2 separate regions of the Homo sapiens genome follow, and region 2 is linked to region 1. A link is a contact called in ENCODE Hi-C or POLR2A ChIA-PET data. All regions are on one chromosome and are shown on one strand. Each heading gives the region's core, a stretch centred on a gene start or an enhancer-like site at or near the end of the contact. The rest is flanking DNA. Distances are from core to core; before and after follow the strand shown. Region 1 has its middle 110 kb from the start of RAD51B-AS1. Region 2 has its middle 190 kb from the start of RAD51B-AS1.

Region 1 (6,203 bases), core at 1,510-4,009:
GCTTCTAAATGGTAGGGCCAGAAATCAAATGCTGTCTGATGCCAAGGCTTACATGACAAGCTCCCTCCCTGCTCCCTGCTCCCCCTGCCCCTCATTTCTCTGGCAGTCACCAGATTTTATTTTCCCCAGGATGAGAATCTGTAAAGGTTTGGGGTCTGGCTGATTTGGACTGAAATGGGCTCTGTGGCCTCTTCCCTGGGTCTTAGGCCCCATTTGAAAAATTGAAATGGACCGTTGAATCCCAGAGCCTTGCGGCATGGTAGATTGTGAAATAATTCCATCTCCTCCCCTCTCCCTCCCCAACGCCACACACCCATGGTGAATGGGGATTCTCCCAATGAGGAAGGCTCAGCAACTCCCAGGGCCCCTGACCTGTTCATTCTAGAAGCTTCAGGAGCAGCAGTCCCTGCACCCAGGCTCATGCCCCAGTTGGCAGCCAAGTTCATCCTCTGGACACCAACATAGCTTCAAAAGAGTCAGTGTCAGAAAGCCTCATACTTACCTTACCGTTTAGGGTAGTTTTTATTTTGAAATACATATAGAAAGATATATTAATCAGGGTCCCAGCAAGAAACAGAGTTCTTTTCAAAAGGATTTGACTAAGAAGAATGTAGTGAAGGCACAACTTATAGATGGACGGGCAGGGTTCAGGGCAGCAACAGGAATGTTGAGGCACCCAGGAACTAGCAATAGTGGGAAGATGATACCAGCCCTCAGCCAAAGGAGCAAAGAAAGGAAATAGTGTGACTGGGGCCTGGTGAGTCTTGGCAGCATAGAGGTGGCCACCTGGTGAGAGCAGTGGTCCCAAGGGCCACAGTCCCTGCCATAGCCAAGCACCAGAGCAAAGAGGGAGCAGGGGAAGAGACACCCTCCTGACCTCCAGCCTCCTGCCTGTACCTCACATTTGCCGGACACAAAAGGAAGCTAGAGGCAAAGGAAGCTGGTGATTCAGCTCCTAGCACTCAGCCCCAGGGGTCACAGAGCAGGGCACCAAAGGGAAGAGAATGAACATGAAGGGAGAAGGCAAATGGAGAAAAATAAGCACAGGGGACACCTTCCTCCTTTTCGTGATTAGGATTGTTACCATTGCAGACCTGCCTGCCACCCCCAACCCAGAGGACCTTGAGGCTTTGGGGAATGAGAAGTAAAGCCCCCACTAGAAGGTTGAGGATGCATAAAGCTTAAAACCCTTGTTCTAGGGAAAGTGTCTTTGCAGCCTTTCCATGGCACTTAGTGAGGAATGAGTCTTGTTTCCAGATGGAGATGCTAAAGCATCCAGGCATGCCAGCCCTGGGGAATGCAGGGAAACAGTCTTAGGGATGGACCCAGGCCTTGGTACTTTAGAGCTTCTAGGGTATGAGTCATCTTTGCCTCTTAACAATCAGATCAGTGGTACCCTTCTGACCTCTGTCATTTGGCTGCACTGGAGGCAAGAAATGGTTTGGACTCACGCAGGGGCATGATGTTAGTAAGGAAGGGGTCAGAGGTGAACCTAGCTTGGGTGCTCCACCTCTTGACTCAGAGTCTGTGCTCTTTGATGAACTTTCTGTTACCTTGGGATCTTCTACAGCAGGTCCTGGTGTGCAAGTATTTCAAGATCAAGATAAAATATTTCATTGTGTTTTATTTAGGAAAAAAATGGTAGATGAAAGCGGAACCAACAGGGGCATTCCGTTTGTGGTTTGCTGAGATTCCCTGGAAAGCAAGCTTGGGAGGCCAGGGTCTGTCAGAACACAAGACCAATGTCTTCTCCAAAACTTGGATGAACAGAAGGTGCTTACAAGCTGACAGGGAGTTATGGGGAAGGAAGCAGAATTTCCAGTTTGGTTCCAAGTCTTTTCTGGTCTTGACCTTTAGCCTAAAAACAGAGGGCCCAGTTGTTCTCCATTATTACTGTAACTCAAAAGGAGACACATGGGTCCGGGAGAGAGTTGGGAGGCAATACTAGGTTTGCACGTTCTGAGTTCATGGACACCCAAGGAACTGCCCCTCCCTAGGATAACTAGAGCCAAGCCACTGGACCCTTCTCATCCTGTGGCCTTGTCTACAATTTTAATCATTTTGAAGATGAAGGTTTTGAAGATGAAGGCCCAGCCTCAAAAAGGAATAACCAAGAACAACCCTCTCTCCCTCCTTTAGTTTAGATGCTTCCACAGTCAAATGTAAAATTATTCATGTGCTTTTACTCATTATTCATCTGATTTTATGTAAAAAAAAAAAAAATGGAATCCTAGGCTGGTCACTGCATGGTGTTCTCAATCACAAGCCATGAGCCAGGGTTCAACATGCTCCCTTCACTTCAGACCTTCCTCACAACTGAGCCTGGATCCCACTCTGGACCTCATGATCCGCCTACCACGGCCTCCCAGCGCGCCCAGCCCCTGCTTTATTTTTCTATATAGCACTTATTGTTACCAGATACATTTGTGTTTATCACCTCTCTCATCACACACACACACACACACAGTTAAAGGCAGGGACTTGGTCTATTTTCTCAAAGTTGTGTCCCCGGCACTTAGAATCCTACCTGCCGTGGTGTACATGCTCAATAAGTACTTATTAAGTGAATGAATGGAGTCAGACATGTCCTCAAGGGTAGGTTCAAATCAGGGAGAATGGTGGGTGTCCTTACTGCTTTATAGGATTTCATGCTGGCCCCAGACTTGAGTCATTTCCATCAGGCAAATTCCTGAAATACTTACTGGTCTTCCTGATTCTGTGGTATGTGCTTGTCAACAGCACATTGTCGAACACGTTGCTGCCTATGCAACACTATGTGGCAATGGCTGTTGAAACTCGTTGCTAACAGAAGTGAAAGCAAAGAAAAGCAAAGATAAAGAACGTAATGGCTGGGCGCGGTGGCTCATGCCTGTAATATCAGCACTTTGGGAGGCTGAGGTGGGCAGATCACTTGAGGTCAGGAGTTCGAGACCAACCTGGCTAACATGGTGAAACCCCTTTTCTATTGGCTGGGCGTGGTGGCATGCACCTGTAATCCCAGCTACTCGGGAGGCTGAGGCAAGAGAATCGCTTGAACCCGGGAGGTGGAGGTTGTAGTGAACGGAGATTGCACCATTGCACTCCAGCTTGGGCAACAAGAGGGAAACTCCATCTCAAAAAAACAAAAACAAAAAAAGGAGAAAGAAAGTAATTTCCCCGCCATGGATGATATGACATGGCAGCTTTCATGGAGGTTTCAGAATCTGCCGGCCCACCTCACACATGACTTCCTATGCAATTAGTATAAAGCAAAGAGACAACAGACAACACTTCACACCTGAGCCCCAGGTCCTGAATGTCTTTGGATAGCCTCTCTCCTTGAAGGATATATTGACTCACAGGCAAAGGGCCCTTATAATGATATAAAGGAGACCAAGTTGGAAGGAATAGATCACAGGAAGGTGAAGCCCAAAATCCAGAAGGGAATTTCAGGGAAAGTGGTCTGGACTCAGGTACCCTGCCCAGATCCATGTGCCTTCCAACACGTGGCAGACAGAGAGGTGACAAGACAAAGGAGGAAAGCATGCTCAAGGGATAGCTAATGGGTGTGTCATTCGACCTTCCCAAGACCTAGCTCTCTGGAAATATCAAGGGTTCAGGGGGCTGGGTCATAGGCTTGCTTTCCTTCTAGCTCACTGTGTGGACCTGGATAAGTTGCTTGGCCTTACCCATCCACCCTTAGTAGCCTCTTCTCTGGCCCCTTCCATGGTTCTGTGCAGAGTAAAGAGGTAGGACACACAGTAGGGCCCAGAAGGGTCTCCTGGCAGTCACTGATGCCAGATTCAGCTCTCTTGACTCTCCATGTTGGTGACGACACCACCAATTTTCCTTTGCACACATGGCCTCACCTTGAAAATTCAAGAGTCTACAGTCAAGTCACTTCTGCTTCTAGGGGCCTCCCAGAAGCACCTAGTATTCTGTTTCAAGTCCTTTGTCCAGCTGCTTTCAAATCACCAAACTCCTCTCTCCCTCCCCTCCATTACTACCCATGGAGATCCAGAGGAGGGACTTCTTAACTTCTCAGACAGTGAATTGAGGGAGCTCAGAGATTTCTTTTATTCCTGGAGCACAGAATGTAACGTAGGTGCACCAGATCAAAGGCATAGCAGCAGCCTGAGCTTCTCTTTGACCAAGTCCTGGGAGGCAGGCTGGGTGTTTGTGTTTGAGGATAGAGTGCCAGATGTTGCAAATAAACATAGAAAACACTCATTTAAATTTAAATTTAAGATGAACAATGAATACTTTTTTTAGTATAAGTGTGTTTTATAAAATATTTGAGCCATATGTATACCGAAAAATGATTCCTTGCTTGTCTGAAATCCAGATTGTGTTGGGTGGTCTATATTTTACCTGGCAGCCCATTTGCATGTTTCCTAAACACACCGGCAGCTCCCAAATCAGCCTGGAGAGAGCTGAGCCTGGTGCGTGGGGCATACCTTACAACCCCAGTTTCTGTTCCCCACCCATGTTCTTTCCAAGGAGGCTGGCTGCCCCACTGTCAGAGTGTCCAGGAAAGAAAATAGAAGAGAGAAAATGGTCATGGGGTTCACGGGCATTGTGCCCCCACCGTCGGCTGCAGCAGAGACTCAGTGTGGCAGATGCCTCCACGTCTCCAGCCCAGGCCCAGTCAAGCAAGGGCCCTAAGATCTGCCCAGAAGGAGAAGGTGTGGGAGGGGGCGGTGCCCGCAAGTGGAGGTGGGGGACAGGAAAGGGAAGGGCCCGCAATGCCAGCATGGAGCTTCGAAGGGGACTTTGAAAGGTGCTGCCTATGAAGCACTGCTTTCCTCCAGAGCAGCCATCCTACCTGCCTGCCCTGAGACCCCCGCTGGCTACCATTATCCCAGGACAAAACAGGGCCCGGGCTCCCGGTTCCCCCTCATTTCCTCTTTCAGTGTATTTTCTCTCCTCCATGTTCTGGAAGTTTCTCTCAGTGTAAGCCTTGTCAGGGAGGCCTGCCACTCTGCCCCACCTCTTCGCCTCCTGCTTGCCCTGCGGCCAGCTGTGGTTTGGCCTGATCTCAGAGCTTAGCACACAGCAGGTCTCCCAGGGTTGGAGGTCCATCCTACCTTTGAGTAGCTGTGTGACCTTGGAGGAGGCCTGTCCTACCTTTGAGTAGCTGTGTGACCTTGGACTACTTAGTGCTCGGCACCTCTGCTTCCTCATCTGCAAATGGGCACTCTGGGCAAGATGAAGTGAGTCACTGAGTGGGAAGTGTTTGGGACAGTGACCCGCGTGGAAGAGACATTGTTATACACGTGGGCTTTATTCCACCCCTGCTGCTCCACTCAGCTGTTCCTCAGTCACCTCCACTGATTTTGTTCTTAGCTGTAGCCCTTCTTGAACCCCTGCCGTCCTAGGTGCACACGCCTGCCCCACACCTCCCACTGTCCCCTCCCTGGGTGCCCATGACTCTCTTCTTCCCTTTCAGTTATTTTCCTCTCTCAGACCCATCCAACCAGCCCCATTTCCCCAAGGTTCTGTTCTAACCTCTCTTTAATCCTTTTTCCCTTGGAGATCTCAAGGAACAGATGGGAGCCTCAGCACAGTATAGCCTTGTATGTGCACAGGCCATTTCCACACGGGGCGGGGACGTGGCAGCTGTGCTTTGGCGGTCATCTCTGGAGAAGGGCGGCTGGGGCTCAGGAGGCTGAGGGAGCTCCTGCTTTTCACTTTCTTCCCTCCTGTGAGATTCAGTTTTTTTCATAAGCATTAATTACTTTTATTAATATAGTAGAATTGCAACTGTAATGTAGGATTTTTTTTTAGGAGAAGGGATAGATTACCTTTGACCAGGCTCTCAGGGTTTCTTTATTAAGTAATCTGCCTTTAAGATGGGATAGGGGGAGGGCATTCAAAGTAAAGATGGTCCCCTAGTTGTGATTTTTCGACTTTATGATGGTGCAAAAGTGATAGGCGGTCAGTAGAAAGTGGCACCACATTCTCCCATGATGCTGGGTGGTGGTGTGAGCCATGTCTCCCGGTCAGCCAGCTGGTTGGGAGGGTAAAGGGCCAATGCCGTACAGTGTGCTGTGCTGCTAGGTGATGTTGCCCAGCTCTGGGCTGTGGAAGCGTTCTGAGTACACTGAAGGTGGGCTAGGCTCAGCTGTGATGCTCAGGAGGTTAGGTGGATCCAGTGCATTTTCACTGGTATTTCCAGCTCACCCTGCATTTATCTGGATGTAATCTCATCATAAGTCAAGGAG
Region 2 (6,203 bases), core at 1,277-3,776, 82 kb before region 1:
CCCAGCGACACCGGAGATGAGGGGAGGGGTCTCTTTCTCCACCTGGACTCACTTCCTCCCTTTGTGCATTTGGCTCACCTGGAGGGGTCCCCTGCTACCTTTTGATTAATGGGTCTGCCCTTCCCATCCCCCCGGCCGAATGACCCCAGAGTTAGCTGCAGTTCATCTTGAATCATAAATCAAGTTCTCAAAGACATTGCAGCTTTGTGCTCAAAATCTCACTAGAATTCACATTCTTTGTGAAAGGCATTTGCTTATGAGTAGAATGATGGATTCATCAAGTCTCTCCTTTTAAGAAAAATCTGGATGGTATCTGCTGGTTTCTCCCTGCTCCCTCCAAGAAAAAAACAGCCCTAGTTACTCAATTTCATGTAGTTAGAATTCCCCCAAGGACCTCATACTCAGCTTCCACCCTGGCCATACTAAAGAAGAGCCCCAATCATGTTGCCATTTTACATAGATAGAAATCATTTGCAACTTGCACATTTGTTGTGCTTTCCATATACCCACGATTAGCTCGGATTTTATTTTTTAGCCATTGCTGAAGTGTCACGCGTCAGCTATTTACACTGTATGGGGACAAAACAACCTAATGTATGTCCCAGACCTATTTTATAGAAGCCGAGAGGCAGCCTCTGAGTCTCCGGTTCCCAGAACTCTAGCCCTGGGAGAAAGCATATCCATAAATCTCCCAATGCTTTATGCCAGGTTAGAATTTCTCTTGGGAATTTTGGAGTTTGTATAAGAGTTGCCTCTAAAGGCAATTGATGAACTATAGATGTCAGGCGGGTTTTCATTTTCTGTGTGCTTTTTATTTCATCTAGAACCAACAGTGGCCTTTAGAATTGGATTCTTTTCAGAGACTCTCTCTATAGGTTTCATGTTCAAAGGCTCCAGGTTGGAGGAGCTCGAGGTTCAGCTGAGTGTCAGAAATGACCAATTCTGGCTGGACGCAGTGGCTCATGCCTGTAATCCCAGCACTATGGGAGGCCGAGGGAGGCGGATCAGTTGAGGTCAGGAGTTTGAGACCAGCCTGGCCAACATGGTGAAACCCTGTCTCTACTAAAAATACAAAAAAAAATTATCTGGGCATGGTGGCACATGCCTGTAATCCCAGCTACTCAGGAGACTGAGGCAGGAGAATCCCTTGAACCTGGGAGGCAGAGGTTGTAGTGAGCTGAGGTCACGCCATTGCACTCCAGCCTGGGCGACAGAGTGAGATTCCGTCTCAAAAAAAAAAAAAAAAAAATGACCAATTTCACCAGTACTGCTCTATTAGAAAAAGGGTGGGGGTAGTTCTTCGGTTTTGTGACTATCCTGTGTACTGGAGGACATTTGTACTTGCAGCCTCATCCAGAAAATGCCAGGAGCATTCCCCGAGGCACTCTAACAGTCAGAGGTGTCTGTGGGCAATACTCCAAGCACCCCCGGTTGAAAACACCAACAAGGCTATCTCTGAAAGACGGTGAACTGGGGCAGCACCACTAAGTTTCACCATCAGTGAGGCGTCAGTCTAGATGGGCACTTTCTTTCCACTGTAAGCTGCTTCCTATTCTTGTTGCCTTTGATGATCTTTGTTTGCCTTCAAGTCGGGTTTGTTACATTTGTTTTCATCTCCAATTCCTGCCATATAAAAATGAGGGCAGTGAGAAAGAGAAAGGAAATACTGAAATTTTCCCTCGGACTATAGCCTCCCAAGAAGGGTCGTGTTCTCTGGAATGACTTTTAACTCTTTATCCAGTTAATGATCGGGAAAGTTTACTAGATGTAGGTTCCCAAGCCCAGCAAGCAGAGTATGTGATAAGAGATAGAAACAGGGACAGAAAAAAATGGATCCATCAGGACCCAGACATTGGGGTGCAACCAGTGGGTCTTCTCCAGCTCCACAGCGCATCAGTTCTGACTCGCTTGTAGATTCCTGAGTACTGCTCATCTGCCCTACAAGGCATAGTGGGTTTTCTCTGATTTCTAGAAATGTCAGCATTCTCTGCAAGGTGAACGGCCAGAGTCGGGATCTTCTATTCAGGCAGAGATTATATAACTCCCTGGGCCCTGGAAGAGCATGACTGTCTACCAGGAACCATCCAGAGAGGCTGTCAGATGAATCAGCATCTGTTCATGCCCTGCCTTGCTTCTCCTGGGCATGACTGCCTCACATGCCAACACCCAGGCTTACAGGTCAACTATTCCAACCCTGCATCCTGCCCACCCCACTTGCTGGGGAGTGCTCTCTACAGCTCTCAGTGCATCCTGTTTGTTCAGACCCCTTTGTCTTCCACTGGCGCAACCGAGAGAGGATTCCTCCGAGCCCCTTTGCTTTTGGCTTTGAAATCAGATCCTGGCACACCTGATTATACTCAATAGCTGGAAATGGTAAGGATGTCCGATGGCAGAGAGCTCTTGTTTTAAGTTCTGCATGCCAGGAAGGCAGGGGGCTGGGTCTCCTTCTCAGGGCTAGGCTGGAGGGGCAGGATGCTCTAGCGGAGGAAGCAGTGTTAACTTGAAGGGAAACGCAGTTGAAAAGGAACTCGAAGCACGGGCTGCCAAGCGCGTAGAAGTGGTAACTGACGACACACTGTGGGGCTCAGACCCCTTCCTCTCTGCTCATATGCCCCTAGATGGGAAACATTCAGTTCCTGCTCAAGGGAACCAGGAGAATCAAACCTGTCTGTCCTGCTTTTTCTGTAGAAGTGTCAGCTCTGAGGCCTTGACTAGGTGGAATAAATAGTGACTTACCTCTTAACCACAGTGAAAAACCCATCAAGCATTTGGATATTAAGGGCTGCCCCTGTGTTCTCAAGGGACCCTCAGCCTCAGACACTGCCTCCTTTCAAGCAAAGATGCTGCCCTAACACGCAAGTCCAGTGGCTTTAAGAGTCATTATGAAAATTTCACACAAAAAGGCACAAAGAGCATCCATGTACCGAAACCCAGCTTAAGAAATGAAATGTTACTGATGCAATTAAAGCCGCCTTTGTCCTTTTGGTCCCATCCTTCCATCCTGCCTTCCCCCAGCAGTAACCACTCAGTCATTGACAAACAGTGTGTCAAACATGCACAAACGGTGATGTGTCCATCCCTCTTTGGAATTACTTAACCTTTTTGAACCTCAGTGTATTCATCGGTAAAAGGGGGCTACTGACAGGATGAAGGAAAATGATTTATGACAAATATTTGGCTGTTGTTCCTATAAAAAGGAAAAAGTCACCGGAAAAAATGGGTCAAATGTAAGACCCTTTCCAGCCTGGCCCCAACTTGCCCCGGCAGCCTCCTCTCCTCTTGTAGCCATATTCCCTCCTCTCCTCTCTGCAGCAGTGTTCCCCAGATATGCCACCTGTGTCCATGCCTCTGGGCCAATGTGGATGCTGTGCTTACTTGCCTGTAATGCTGGTCTCCTGTCACCATCTTCCTTTAACACTGGGGTCCACTGTCCCCACCTCTGACAGGGCCCAGATGCAGTGACTCCTTGGTGCTCCCATGGCCTGATACCTCTGTCTGAGCACTTGCCGTATGGCTGTGATGTTCCTGGTATGTCTGCCTGGCTTTTTCACTGAGCTGCTTATGCAGCAAGGCAGGGATGGGGTCTTCTCCATCCAGTGGCCTGGCCTATTGCCTTCTGGCGCATGGCAGGACCATATGCAGTGAATGAATGAATTCCATTAAGAACATTCGTGATTCATAGGAGGAGGTCAAAATATCAACATTAACAGGAGCTTGGAAGAAGCTGATTTCCACCCTCATGAATGACTTCAAGGGTTCAGGTGCATGAGTAAATGACAGTTCCATCAACAGACTACAACTTTCTGCCCTAGTTAACACAGGGCATCTCCATGTCCCCAGTTCTCCCTATGGGCATTTTTCTCTTTGAAATTCCAAATCTTTTCTGTTCTAGAAGCACGAAACTACAAGTTCTCTCTCAACTCTTCAAATGAGGTTGGAACAAACAGAATGGGGGCATGAACTTTTTTCCCCATAACTTCAATAAACAACAGTTTTAGCCTCAGTAGGCTTTATGCAAGCCTTCAACATCTTTTTCTAGGTATCTTGACACTCATGTTCTTTTTCTTCTTGCAGCCTATGGAAATTCCTAGAGACAGATAAATGTGCAAACCTGTTCATCTTGCCAAGAAAAATCCGCTTTTCTGCCACAGAAACAAAATATTGGGAAAGAGTCTTGTGGTGAAACACCCATCGTTCTCTGCTAAAACATTTGGTTGCTACTGTGTAGACTCAGCTTAAGTCATGGAATTCTAGAGGATGTATCTCACAAGTAGGATCAAGAACAAGCCCAACAGTAATCTGCATCATAAGCTGATTTGATACCATGGCACTGACAATGGGCACTGATTTGATACCATGGCACTGACAATGGGCACACAGGGAACAGGAAATGGGAATGAGAGCAAGGGTTGGGTTGTGTTCGTGGAACACATAGGTTTTTTTTTTTTAACTTTCTCTTTCTAAAATATTTCATTTTGATGGAGGTGAAATTTATATAAGATGAAATTAACCATTTTAAAGTAAACAATTCCGTGGCAACTAGATATCATGATGTGCAACCAGCATCTCTGTCTAGTTCCAAATATTTTCATCACCCCAAAAGCAAGACCCATAACCATTATGCAAGTGTTCCTATTTCCCCCTCCTCCCAGCTCCTGGAAACCCACCAATCTACTTTGTTGCTATGGCTTTACCTATTCTGGATATTTCATATAAATGGAATCATATAGTGTCTGTCTTCTTTCACTAGTATGTTTTCAAGTCTCCTCCATGGTGTAGCGTGCATCAGTACTTCATTCTTTTTATGGCTGAATAATATTGCATTGTCAGGATATACTGCATTTTGTTCATTCATTCATCCGTCAGTGGTCATTTGGGCTGGTTCCACCCTTCAACTATTGTGAATATTGTACTGCTATGAACTTGCATACACATGTATTTATTTGAAACCTATTTTCAATTTTTTAAGGTATGTACCTAGGAGTGGATTTACTTGACATATGGTGATTCTATGTTTAACTTTTTGAAGAACTGCAATACTATTCTCCACATGGCTGAATCATTTTGTATTTCCATCAGCAATGTATGAGCACAGGTCAGATTTTTTGGGAGTCACATTTTAAAGTGGCACAAGACCCTTCTAGAGGGCTCTGTTCCATGCACACAAAACTCATAGTCTCCACGTGAAGACACAAATTTTTCACAAACATGCAGGCAGAGAAAGGAGAGAAAGTGGACCCTCAGCAGACAAGTTGAAAGATGGTTCAGAGAAGCAGTGGACTTCACCCATCATCTTGCTGTGCTCTCCATAGCTAAGCAAGGGGCAGACTGGAGATTCCACTGGCTACTTTGTCTTATTTTCACTTCTTTCCAGTTAGTCCCCACTACTCTACCCTTTCCACAGGACTGTAGGGTTACGGTGACTTTCCTACCCCTAGCCAGGTTCCAGTGGTGGGGGACTCTGTGAATATAGGATCTAGTGTTCAGAGCTCCCAGATTTGTGCAGACTGAACTCTACACATGCTACTTGTCAACATCTGTGAGCCAGAAATAGGAGGAACACCTTTAAAAAGAAACCTACAAACACAAAGTTATTCATAGATGCTCTTGAAGGGCAAAGCAGGGCCACCACCAGAGCCCCATGCAATTAGACTCATCAGAGGGAAAGGGCATAACACTGGCTTTTTTCTTAAAACCACCTGGAAGGAGCTGAGACGTATACTAAATGTATATAGAAGTATTATTTGATTGGAAGAAACAAAAAATGCATTGTATTATAATCTGTCTTCCCTTGCCGTCTGGTAGCTTAACTGTCAGCAATTTTGGAGGAAAGCCCTTCCCAGCAGGGGACTGGGAACCCCTGGGCAATGTCTTTCCTATGACACATGGATCTCTATGGTTGAATAAGGGGCTGAAGGAGGAAATAGACAACAGGGGTCAGAGAGCAAGGCTAGAGGAGGCCTTTGAGAAAAGAGAGTTGTGCCCCCTTTTCAGTGAGTGTGGGGCCTCTGGAGGTTGGCAAGAAGAGGAGAAGGTGAAGGGTTTCAGCACTGAGAGAATGATGTTTCTGGTGGGGCTTTGCCAGAAGGGGGCTCATCACATGTGAGTTTTTGCACTCGTAAGCCTAAGGGGCACAATGGGTTTTGAAATCCCAACATATCCAACTAAGAACAGGAAGCCCTGGGACTCAGCACAGACTTGAG

The links. Hi-C counts contacts between places; a loop is a spot of excess contacts on that map. ChIA-PET counts read pairs that join two places held with the same protein, here RNA polymerase II (POLR2A). Pooled maps may share reads with other maps.
Region 2: a loop to region 1 is called in a map of endothelial cell of umbilical vein, with 2.4 times the contacts of the local background. The contact joins two enhancer-like sites. A Hi-C loop is called at or near these places in 5 of 168 maps with a recorded cell type or tissue (CD4-positive, alpha-beta T cell, astrocyte of the cerebellum, endothelial cell of hepatic sinusoid and 2 more) and 1 of 50 pooled maps. POLR2A ChIA-PET finds 5 or more read pairs at or near these places in 8 of 52 experiments (CD4-positive, alpha-beta T cell, CD4-positive, alpha-beta memory T cell, OCI-LY7 and 5 more).

What each region holds. Positions count from the first base shown.
Region 1 is chr14:68,575,297-68,581,499 of GRCh38, forward strand. It overlaps a transcript of RAD51B not described here. Among named protein-coding and RNA genes, the nearest start is that of RAD51B-AS1, 110 kb to the right of the region's middle. RefSeq lists an enhancer at 1,108-1,277. Within about 2 kb of position 2,760, at least 16 of the 41 ENCODE cell types and tissues checked have a DNase peak (open chromatin) inside an H3K27ac peak, as active enhancers do.
Region 2 is chr14:68,493,050-68,499,252 of GRCh38, forward strand. It overlaps a transcript of RAD51B not described here. Among named protein-coding and RNA genes, the nearest start is that of RAD51B-AS1, 190 kb to the right of the region's middle. Within about 2 kb of position 2,527, at least 4 of the 41 ENCODE cell types and tissues checked have a DNase peak (open chromatin) inside an H3K27ac peak, as active enhancers do.